Regions from separate parts of the Mus musculus genome. Here region 2 is linked to region 1. The links are chromatin loops, found by intact Hi-C in ENCODE. Cell type or tissue: heart. All regions are shown on one strand. Links, peaks and the distances in the headings refer to the core of each region. The heading gives the core; the rest is flanking DNA.

Region 1 (5,387 bases), core at 190-5,189:
TGGAGAACTGCCTTGAAATCATTGGTACAGAAGAAAAAAAATCCTGAACAGAACACCAATAACTCAAGCACTATGATCAACAATTAATAAATGGCACCTCATTAACGTAAAAAGCTTTTTCAAGGCTAAGAACACCATCAATAGGACAAAATGGCAGACTACAGAATGGGAAAATATCTTCACCGACCCTACATCTGAGAGAGGACTAATATTCAAACTATATAAAGAACTCAAGAAATTACACATCAACAAACCAGTTAATCCAATTTAAAAATAGGGTGCCAAGCTAAACAGAGAATTTTCAACACAGGAATTTCTAATGTTCAAGAGACACTTAAAGATATGTTCAACATCCTTAGTAATTAGGGAAATGCTAATCAAAATGAGTCTGAGATTCCATCTTATACCCATCAGAATGGATGAGATGAAAAACTCAATTAACAGCACATGCTGGTGAGGATGTGGAGCAAGGGAAACACTACTCCTTTGCTGGTGGGAGTGCAAACTACTACAATCACTTTGAAAATCAATTTGGTGGTTTCTCAGAAAATTGGGATTAGTTCTACGTCAATACCCAGCAATACCGTTCCTGGGCATATACCCAAAATATGACCAATTATACCACAGGGATACTTGCTCAACTATATTCGTAACAGTTCTATTCCTAATAGTCAGAAATTGGAAAAAATCTAGATGGCGTTCAAACTAAAGAATGGATAAAGAAAATGGGATTCTCTTTCTCTCTCTCTCTTTCTCTCTCTCTCTCTCTCCCCCCCCCCACACAAATGGAATACTAGTCAGCTATTAAAAACAAAGTCATCATGAAATATGCAAGCAAATAGATGGAAATTGACAATATCATCCTGAGTGAGGTAACATTCACTTCTCCAAAAAAAAAGCATATATGGTGTGTACTCACTTGTAAGTGTACATTGGTCATAAAGTATAGGATAACCATGCTGCAATCCAAGACCCAAAGAAACTGGATAATAAGGAGGGCCCAAAAGAGGATTTGTGACTCACTCAGAGGTGGACGGAGAGAGGGAACTGGGTAGAATAGGAAGTGAGAAGGGGTATGAGGATGGTGACCAGGTGTGGAGGAAGGGAGGGTGGGAGAAGGCTGAGAGTGAAAACTGGATATTGGGGCAGAGCATCTCTGGGACTAGCCAGAAGACGACTTTGATTCCCAGAACCCTCATAGTATCTCACAACTATTTGTAACTCCAGTTCTGGAATATTCAATGCCCTATTGTGGCCTTCATGCACCCATGTGATGCACAGACATACATTCAGTTAAAACATTCATACACTTCTTTTTAGGTTCTTATTTTTCTGCCTGCTGGGTCATATAGTTCTGAAAAGTAGCAGGCAAGCTATGTGGAGCACTTCTGAAAACATCATGAGCAGTTAGTAGGGAAAGGAACAGGACACTTATGGGTAAGATGCAATATTTTGCATTTTGAACAAAGATACATAGGAGAAGCAAATGAAGATAGCCAGAAGCATTTCTGCAGTCAGGACTCCTTAGTTTTCTGATACTTGGCAGTGTCTCATGTGTAAGAGTTCAGTTTAGAAAGCAGGTTTTATGTGGTACTGATTCTGGCTTTGTTTACATAAAAAATGGCAATCTTGTAGGAACATCTTTTGCTAGACTTTGGTACTGATTAGTTTACGAGCAAGGTCTGCCCTTAGCAAATGAGAACACACATACCAGATCATTAGGAATAGAGAAATTGGGGCTAGAGAGAGATGGCTCAGCAGCTTAGAACAATTATTAATATTGTAGTGGCCTAGGGTTTGATTTCCAGCATTCACATAGCAGTTCATAATTGCTTGTAACCACTACCAGGATATTTCATGCCCTCTTACAGCCTCTTCAGGTACCAGGAAATCAGGTGCTACACAAACACACATTCAGGCACAACACCCAAATGTATAAAATAAAATAAAATAAAATAAAATAAAATAAAATAAAATAAAATAAAAATTTTCAATGTCCTCTCTTTTAAAAGAGTATGGAGAAAAAAAGAAACAGTAATTAATAACAGGACATTCCTATCTTTATGTTGAGGAGATATCAAGAGTACTAAAATACTGAACCCCAGGGGCTGGCATCACTTGTACATCACTTGGGCTGTGTAAGGACCATCTTTCCTTTTATGTTCTGTTAGTCATTTGCAGATGCTCTCTGGACATTCCAAATATTAGTATTATGGGCTTTTTAACAGCATGTTATATTGCAGCTCTGTTGCTAACCGTGTTTCTTCTTCGGCAAGTAGTCTTAAAAAGTTAAATAATGAGCAAATGACTCTTTAGATACCAGCAATTCTGATGGAGTTCTCTTGAAAACCCTTCATCTATGGCCAGATTCCTGGGAAAGCTATTCACTGAGGATATCAGAGAAAGTATTAAAAGATCAAGCATTGCTCAGAAAAAGATGACAATCCGATTGTGACACAGATGGAATACATTCTAGAAATTAAGGTCCTCACACGCCAAAGATCTGAAAGTCATGTCTCTGATGCCTGGTGAAAGTGAGTTTCACACCTGTTTTATACTTCATATTTGGACTAAGTTATAAGCCATACTGCAGGTGAATGTACAATATAAGAGTTGTATTTTACTTTCACTTAGCTAATGCAGTCTCTGTAATAGTATTTTTTTAAAAAAATGTAGCAATGTTTTAGTTTGAGCCAATTTTTGTGTTATAAAATTTGATTTTCAGCAGATTAAATTTAGTAATAAAATGTTCTCTTTGTCAGAGGATAAAAAGGAAAGGCCTGAGGCAATGGTGTTTTTTTAATCACTAAATTTTTGAAATGCATTTGGTTTTAATAACCATAACCGCACATGGTAAAATATGACAAGTATATTTTTTGGCTGTTCACATTTTCATCTGTAAATAGGTTTGCAATTTAGCCAACAAATTTTCTTGTCAAGGAGTGGAGTATCAAAAAACATTAAAACATCTGTGTTTTCACAGAAAATAACATCACATTGCATGCAAATTCTTGAAAAGGAAAACGAAACAATCCTATATCTTCAACCAATGCTGAAGCTTCCGAAAAGCTCTTCCGTATCCTACCACTGTGTGGCGCTGCTTACGTTAATTACGTTGTGTGTGTGTCGCACCCTGTGTGTTTAAAAAGCTCGATGTTGAAAAGAGTAGCACGTATTTTAGTTTAGAATGACATCAAGTTCTGGAATCATTTAATGAATATGAGTTCTCTCTGTAGATTTAAATTCACAGCCTCATTTTCTCAAGCCTGATGAGCAAGAAATGATCACCCTGATGGGAACAGAGTTCAAATCAACTATATTGATAATAAATTTGGTTTTCTATACTGGTATGAATTTTGTACAGAAAAATGAAGAACAGAGATCCTTCAAATATCTAAAGCATACAATTGTCTCATTCCAGCTGTAATTCCTGTCTGACAACATCTGTGATAACAGGACTCCAGAAACTGATTGTTCTAGCTGGCTGACAGTGTAGAAGGAAGAAGTATGATTTCCTAGAAAAGAGCAGGAAATTGATATTCCTCCGAGTAGTGAAACTGTTACCTCCATTCTTCTGAAGCCACATGGTTTTTCAGCTACTTTTTTTTATAGCAAGACCTTCCTTATTTCCTAGATTTGGGCTCCCCATTATTGCCTGCTTGTTGTTAGCTTTACTCACCATAGTAGTACTTTGGATTTCACCTCAACCCACTGGCCCCCAAATTGGTAGATTTCTTGTGGTCTGTGATCAATTTCTAAAAAGAGAAAAAATCTGAGCCATCAATGGATTGATAGTCTTGGGTGGTGGCCCTGTTCTGGTCCATGCTGGTCCAGGCTCGGGGAACAGGAGAATTACTTTGCTTAGAGTAATACGAATCTCAGAATGCTAATCAATGCAAAACAGCTCAGCAAAAAGAAGCACAATTGAAGTGAAATGAATAAAAAGATGTAGCATTAGAATATTGTTGATAGTGCATTTCAATCCCTCCATGCTCAGTAACTTAAATCGCAGTATATATTTATGGATGTATAGTCTATTCAGATATTAGTGCTGTATGCATGCACAGTCTCCTGGGACTTGAACCTGAGTAGAACAGCAAAGGCAGGTAGATACACACACCAAGGGCTAGAATCAAGTGGCCTGGGCTCTCTGCTGGAGAAGCTTCAGAAGCTTCTGCACTCTATAAGCTCACTATATTCGTTATGTGAACTTGAACAGAGAAATGGGGTTACTACTAGATATAGCTGAATAAGTATACAGGGTTATTACATACAAATAAATATACAGGTAGAATTTATGGCATACCACTGGATCAGGGAGGAGTTATCACAGTAGGAGTCGTCTCTACAGTGGCAATCTTCAGGTCCTAAGTAAATCAGGGAGGGAAAATTTTGGTGGAGATTTTCTTGGTACACCCTGTCAAGATGCTCTTAGTCCACTGAGGAAGGATGTGCCATCCCTCTGAGCCTCCAGGATGGAGCCTTCCAATGGGTCAGAAGTGTTGGAGTCTTGGCATGGTACTGCAGTGCCATAGCAGTTGACACATAGCAGTGCTGGTGTCAACAACACACATGTATTCAGAATGTCAATCATTCAAAGCTTCCTACACTCCCTACTCCATCATCATTTTATGTTAGGAAATTTATTGTGGAAACACCTGAGCCTTTATCTCACCAGATTTGACTGTGTTTTAATACAAAAAGGAAGGGGGAAAAAAAACCAATTTCCACAGCTAAATAATCCCACAAGATTTTTTGATTTTTTAAAAAAAGTATTCTTTAGCACCAGTGGTTTGGTGTGCTTTAGAAAGCACACAGGCTCTAAGGATGGAATGACTTGTCTGTCTGCTTTAGAATCCTGAGACTTGGAGTTACCTTCCTCTGAAGATCAAATTCAAGAAAGATGGACAATTTAAAGGACCTGATAAGATTCTCTGACCCAAAAGACTTTCTCCACAGAAAGCACAGTGACTATGACTGGGTTCAGCCATATTGAGCTACTCCCTCTGGGGCGGCAAGTTTGCTTCTGCCCTTTCCGTGGCCTCTGTCACCTAGGTTCTGTGCATGCTCTCTCTGACCCCGAAGTGAATGAGAACTACCTACCTTCTAGAACTGGGATGGTCTAGATAGATGCTCCTCATCACTTTTTTTTTCCATTTTTTTATTAGGTATTTAGCTCATTTACATTTCCAATGCTATACCAAAAGTCCCCCATACCCACCCGCCCCCACTCCCCTACCCACCCACTCCCCCTTTTTGGCCCTGGCGTTCCCCTGTACTGGGGCATATAAAGTTTGCGTGTCCAATGGGCCTCTCTTTCCAGTGATGGCCGACTAGGCCATCTTTTGACACATATGCAGCTAGAGTCAAGAGCTCCGGGGTACTGG
Region 2 (5,387 bases), core at 64-5,063, 520 kb after region 1:
GATATTTCCTTTTATTTACATTTCAAAAGTTATCCCCTTTCCTGGTTTTCCCTCTGAAAACCCCCTATCCCCTCTCCCTTCCCCCTTCTCACCAACCCACCCACTCCAGCTTCCTGGTCCTGGCATTCCCCTACACTGGGGCATAGAGCCTTCACAGGACCAAGGGCCTCTCCTCCCACTGATGACTAACAAGGCCATCTTCTGTTACATATGCGGCTGGAGCCTTGGGTACTCTTTGGTTAGTGGTTTATGGATCCAAGGTTCTAAGCTGTGTGCATGAGGGTGTCTAGGATCTCAGTGAGTTACCAAGAAGGTAGATGCCTAGACTAGAAAGGTGAACATAGTTCAAAAAAAAAATACAGAAGAGGCAGGGCAAAGTGTGTGTGTGTGTGTGTGTGTGTGTGTGTTTTGTTTGTATCATCAAATAGGACCCTAGAAGGCATCATAAGTTTTCACTCAGATACAGAGAAGGACAGTTTGTAGGATCTTGGGCAGAAGGCTTGAAAGATCTAACTTGACTTCAACAGGATCTTTATGGTTCTTGTGTTGAGAACAGTTGGAAGGGACGTGAGGTTGGAGGTGGCTACTCCAGGAAAGAGCAGAGCTTCAGCCTCAAGGAGCAACTGCAGTGCTGAAAAGTGAGGAGAATCTGGCCATACTTGACAGGATACCCAACAGGGATTTCTAATGAACTATATAGATTTGTTGTTAGTGAGAAGGAAGTGAGAGCGTGTAATAAAGGTGGCCTAGGGCACCGGCGGAAAGCAAGAGGGGGGGGGGGAAGACATTCAATACAAAAGACATCTCAGCCTTTGGAGCAAACAATTTAATAGTAGTCATTAAAGTTTAATCTGAATATATGCTTTGGTCCAGCAAATGTTTAAAAAACTAATTCTTCAGTAACACACACAGGTACAGCTATGTAACTGGACCCTGATTCTCCTGTCTCTAAGTCTCAAGTATTGGGATCATAGACATATGTCACTGCACCTAACTTCAATGCTGTGTTAATGAAATATATTTAGCAAGATCGTTATATTTTAAAAATGAAAGTAGGATGGGGAGACTCCTTGCTGTTTTGTAAAGAGCTTTCTAGGAGGTCCTGTGTCCCTTACTCTGGGAAATATGGGCATCCTCTGGTTAGGGAGTGAGTGTGGTTGGCTAGGGTAAGGACAGGAGGTCTTAGGCCACTGAGCCCATTCAAATCTGGAAGGACCAGCTTACCTATTAAAGAGATGTTCCTCCAAAAAGTTTTTTTTTTCATAGCCTTACTCACAACTTGTGGATCCCTTTGTCCCTTTCTGCTTCTTGTAGCACAGAAAAGATTTACTACGCAGCTAGACTACCTCTGCCCTGGAGTTACTGACCTTTTGTGCTCTCATCTGTAAAATCAAAGGCAGTAGCTACTACTGTCAGAGAGGGCCTGTACTGGGTGTGCTTGTCAGTGGAAGGCCTCAGGGTGTCTGGGTTCTCAGGAAGGAGTGTGTCTATCCTACTCCAAGGCAGGGGATGCCATTTCGTAGGAATGCTGCAAACTATAATCTGAATGAATACATTTGGATAACTTCATGATATTATTTTTGCAGAGCAATCTAACAACCTTATAAATTATTGTGTGCTTTTTTTCCCCCTTTCAAATTCACGTGAGAATTTTGCGCCCACATTCTTTTAGGTTTCTCCTTTCCTTTTCTCAAATTTCACTCTAGTCTCCATCCCCAGTGGCGTTTGTTAGCAAGGGCAGGAAACAAGGACTCCACAGGAAGGCCAACAGAGTCAACTAACCTGGACCCTTGGTGGGGCGGTGCTCCCAAAGACTAAATTACAGACCAAAGCTAGGCCCCTGCACATAGGTAGCAGATGAGCAGTTGGTTTTCAACCAGAGCAGGGCAGGTGTGTGTGGGGTGGTGGTGGTGGTGGTGGTGGTGGTGGTGGTGGTGGTGGTGTCCTAGAGCCTGCTGTCTACTTGCCTGTCTATGGATCTCACACGGCTAAAAGGAAACCCTTGTCTGGCCTCAGTGGGAGAGGATGTGCCTAGTTCTGAAGCAACTTAATGTGTGTGTGTGTGTTGGGGTGGGGGTGGGGGAAGAGAGGGATGGGGCTGTTGGGGGTTGACACCCAGAGTGGAGCTTCCCCTTTAAGAGGAATTGGGGGAGGAGTTACATGAGGAGATATTGGGAGGAGAGGAAGGGCTGATATTGGGCTGAAAACAAACAAACAAACAAGTAAATAAATTTAATGAAAACAAAATGCAAAAAACAATGACAGTGCCAGCAGCACAAGCTTGCCACCTACAGGTGAACACGTTCATTACAAGGTTTTCCCTGTGACACCAGTGTGTGTGTGTGTGTGTGTGTGTGTGTGTGTGTGTGTGTGTATGTGGCCTCAAAACCCAACAAAGACAAAAACCAAACAAAACCAAAGGAACAAACAAACAGAAAACCTAAGCAATAACCCAAACAGTTCTTTACAAGTTTGCTTTCATTATTTCCCTAAGAACTGTATTAACTGGGATTTTGGGCAGCTTTTGTGTTATGAAAATTCCTTAAGTAGTTTATTTTAGTTTCCTGTTTAACCGATATATTTGGACTTTATAATACAATAGCATATTGTTGTACAGAGAGTAAACTTTATATTCTTTATCGCCCTGCATGGACCTGTATAGATGTAACTGCCTTTTATACACTTGAATGGTGCTGATCAGTGTTTTATATCTGAGCTTCACCTTACGTTGGCCTGAGCCCTGAACACACATTTGCTCACCTATTGTGGAAACAATATGATTACACAGACATAAATGCAGGAAAAACACCAATTCACATAAAAATAAATAAATTACATATTAAAAAGACTACTACCTATCATGCCCTGGACTAAATAAAATCTCATTTAATCTTCTTGACGAAGTTATGAACTAGGTACCACTAATGAAGATAAGAACTGTAGAAATGGGGGACAGAGAGAGACAGAGACAGAAAGAGAGACAGAGAGACAGAGAGAGAAGGGAGAGAGAGAGAGAGAGAGAGAGAGAGAGAGAGAGAGTCTTTTCTTAAATTATAAGGTCAGAGTTTGCCCTAGGCCAACCTGCCAAGCTTGCTGTCTACCCATTGTACATCCCAATAAGTAATGTCTTGTCTTTTCTTCTGTTTTAGAGTATTTGTTTTATTATCTATTTATACGTGTTTTTTTCTATGTGAATGTGCATCACATGCATATCTGTTGTCCTCAGAGGCCAGAAGAGGATGTTGGATTCCCTGAAACTGGAGTTACAGATAGTTTTGTGCTACCATCCAGTTTTTAGGAATTGAATACCAGTCTTCTGCAAAAGTAATTAATGCTTTAAGCCACTGAGCCATAACACTGTTGTGCCTTTTCTTATAGTCCCATTGGGAGTGGATCGAAGAATGCTGCCATTACCCCATTCACATGTCTATCCACATTTCCTTCTTGCTCAGGGCTTCAGATGCTAGTGGGACTCCAGCAATCACAGGTGTACCTTCCTTGGTGTCAGGGTTAGACAGACTTGAATATGAATTTTTACTGTCATTATTAGTTGTGAAGCCTTGGCCAAACTACATAATTTAATTAGGTTTTATTTCCACCATCTGCAAAATGGGAAGGATGCCCATTAGTATAGAAATTCGTTGAGTTAATGAATATAACAGAATATCTTGAAGTAGCAAGTATGTGAATTTGCATCTTTAATGTTGAGTCAGTGATGTAAATGATTGTTTGTCTGAAGGTTTCTAACCTTCATGAGTCTCATGGTAGTAACACATGCTCCTTCCCACCCAATATTGCTTCAGATATATTTTCTACTCTGTCGAGACACTGAACCTATCCAGACTTCTAAGAAAAGCTCGATTCCCTTCAGATCCTGACTGGGTTTTTCAATGGGAAATAGGAGAGATAAACGTTAGACTGTTTATTGCTTTGGGTTGTCCTCTTATTGTGGTGCTTTTGAGTGACCATGTTCTTTCTGGCCACAGCTATGATGGCTGCTTCTCACAACTCTTTGAATTTAAGGAACCCCTTCATTTCTTGACATATCAGTCCCAGAGCAAGACATTATTGTTGCTGGTCCTTGGGTGTTTTGTCATCCTTTGGTGAAACTTGCACCTCTTCTTTTCAAAAAGTATATTATATTATTATTTTATATTTTAAATTATATAATTTATTATACTTTTAATAATATGATGCGTGTGTTTGAATGTGTGCACTCACATGCCTCAGTGGACATATGGTGGCGAGAGAACAACTTTCTGAAGTTGGTGATTGTCATTCTACCATGGTATCCAGGGACTGAACTTAGGTCATCGGCTTTTACAACAAAAACTTCTACCAGCTGACCCATCTAACAGGTCCCTTGTTCTACTTCTGTATAGCGTTTTGTTTTGTCATTAAATCATTTTTAGTAACAAACTGTGTTTATGCATATGTGATTCTTCTGTAGTTTGTATAGAACAAGGTCCTTTTGGAAAGAAATAATCACATGGTAACCAATACCTTGGACCAAAGGAATGTAATCCATTTTAAGGGGGGAGTACCACTGAGGGATGGGCTAGAAGAGGCAGTGAGTGATGGATGGAGGAAGGCAGATGAAAATGTACTCTTTCTCTTATGCATCATGGCTAATTTTCCTCATGGCCTGATTGTCTAGATGACAATGTATATTCCCCGTATATTTTGAAAGACAAATGTCACTTTTGGACATCTTAGGAATTGAAATAAGTTCAATGACCTAGAATCTGAGTGACTCAGGTGGAGCATTTATTCTATGTTGCCTGCTTTCAGGTTCATGCCTGCCTCAGGTCTACTTATAGTTGACCCTATACTAAATTGGGACTGAAATCTCTCTTTGTGACTCTGTCTGTCTGTCTGTCTGTCTGTCTGTCTGTCTGTGTTTACAATAGAATAAAATAATTGCTCTCCATATACTCTTCACAGATACACCAGTTTACAACTCATATTACTGACTATGAGCTGAGACTGACCATTTGAGCAAAGCTTTGTTCTATTGTTCCCAGGCTCCGACCTGTGTGCTCTATCTCCACTCTGCAGAAGCATAGCCGTGTCTTTAGTTGTAGGAACTGGCTGGAATATAGATGTAGCAAAAGTAAATGGTAGTGAATTCCAAACTGTGGCAGAACCAGGTCATGGTAGGTGGATTAAGAAGGGCTTTGAGTGGCATTTAAGGAAAGTGAGCTATAGAATAAAGCTGGTAAGACAAGGTGCTCACTTTTGTCAGACTGTCACAGTGTGCACAAAAGGAGAGAGTCTGGCTTTTGATGCATGATGCTTCCACACCTCTTAGGAATTAGGGCACTTTCTCTAACCATGTAGACTTGTTCAATAAGTTTGTTTTTAAATAAAGGATTTCATTAATAAGC

The links. A loop is a pair of places that touch in the nucleus more often than their neighbours do. Peaks named below come from ENCODE experiments on the same cell type or tissue, not always from the same donor. Only the 100,000 strongest peaks of a DNase experiment are listed, where the experiment ranks them.
Region 2: it touches region 1 in a loop (5-fold over the local background); 15 of 42 quality-filtered maps call a loop at or near these places.

The regions. Positions count from the first base shown.
Region 1 is chr10:51,403,053-51,408,439 of GRCm38, reverse strand. No RefSeq gene overlaps it. Among named protein-coding and RNA genes, the nearest start is that of Lilr4b, 75 kb to the left of the region's middle. In heart, for the core only: a CTCF peak has its summit at 3,079; no DNase peak of the experiment used is centred there.
Region 2 is chr10:50,878,590-50,883,976 of GRCm38, reverse strand. No RefSeq gene overlaps it. Among named protein-coding and RNA genes, the nearest start is that of A230054N11Rik, 13 kb to the left of the region's middle. In heart, for the core only: a CTCF peak has its summit at 2,271; no DNase peak of the experiment used is centred there.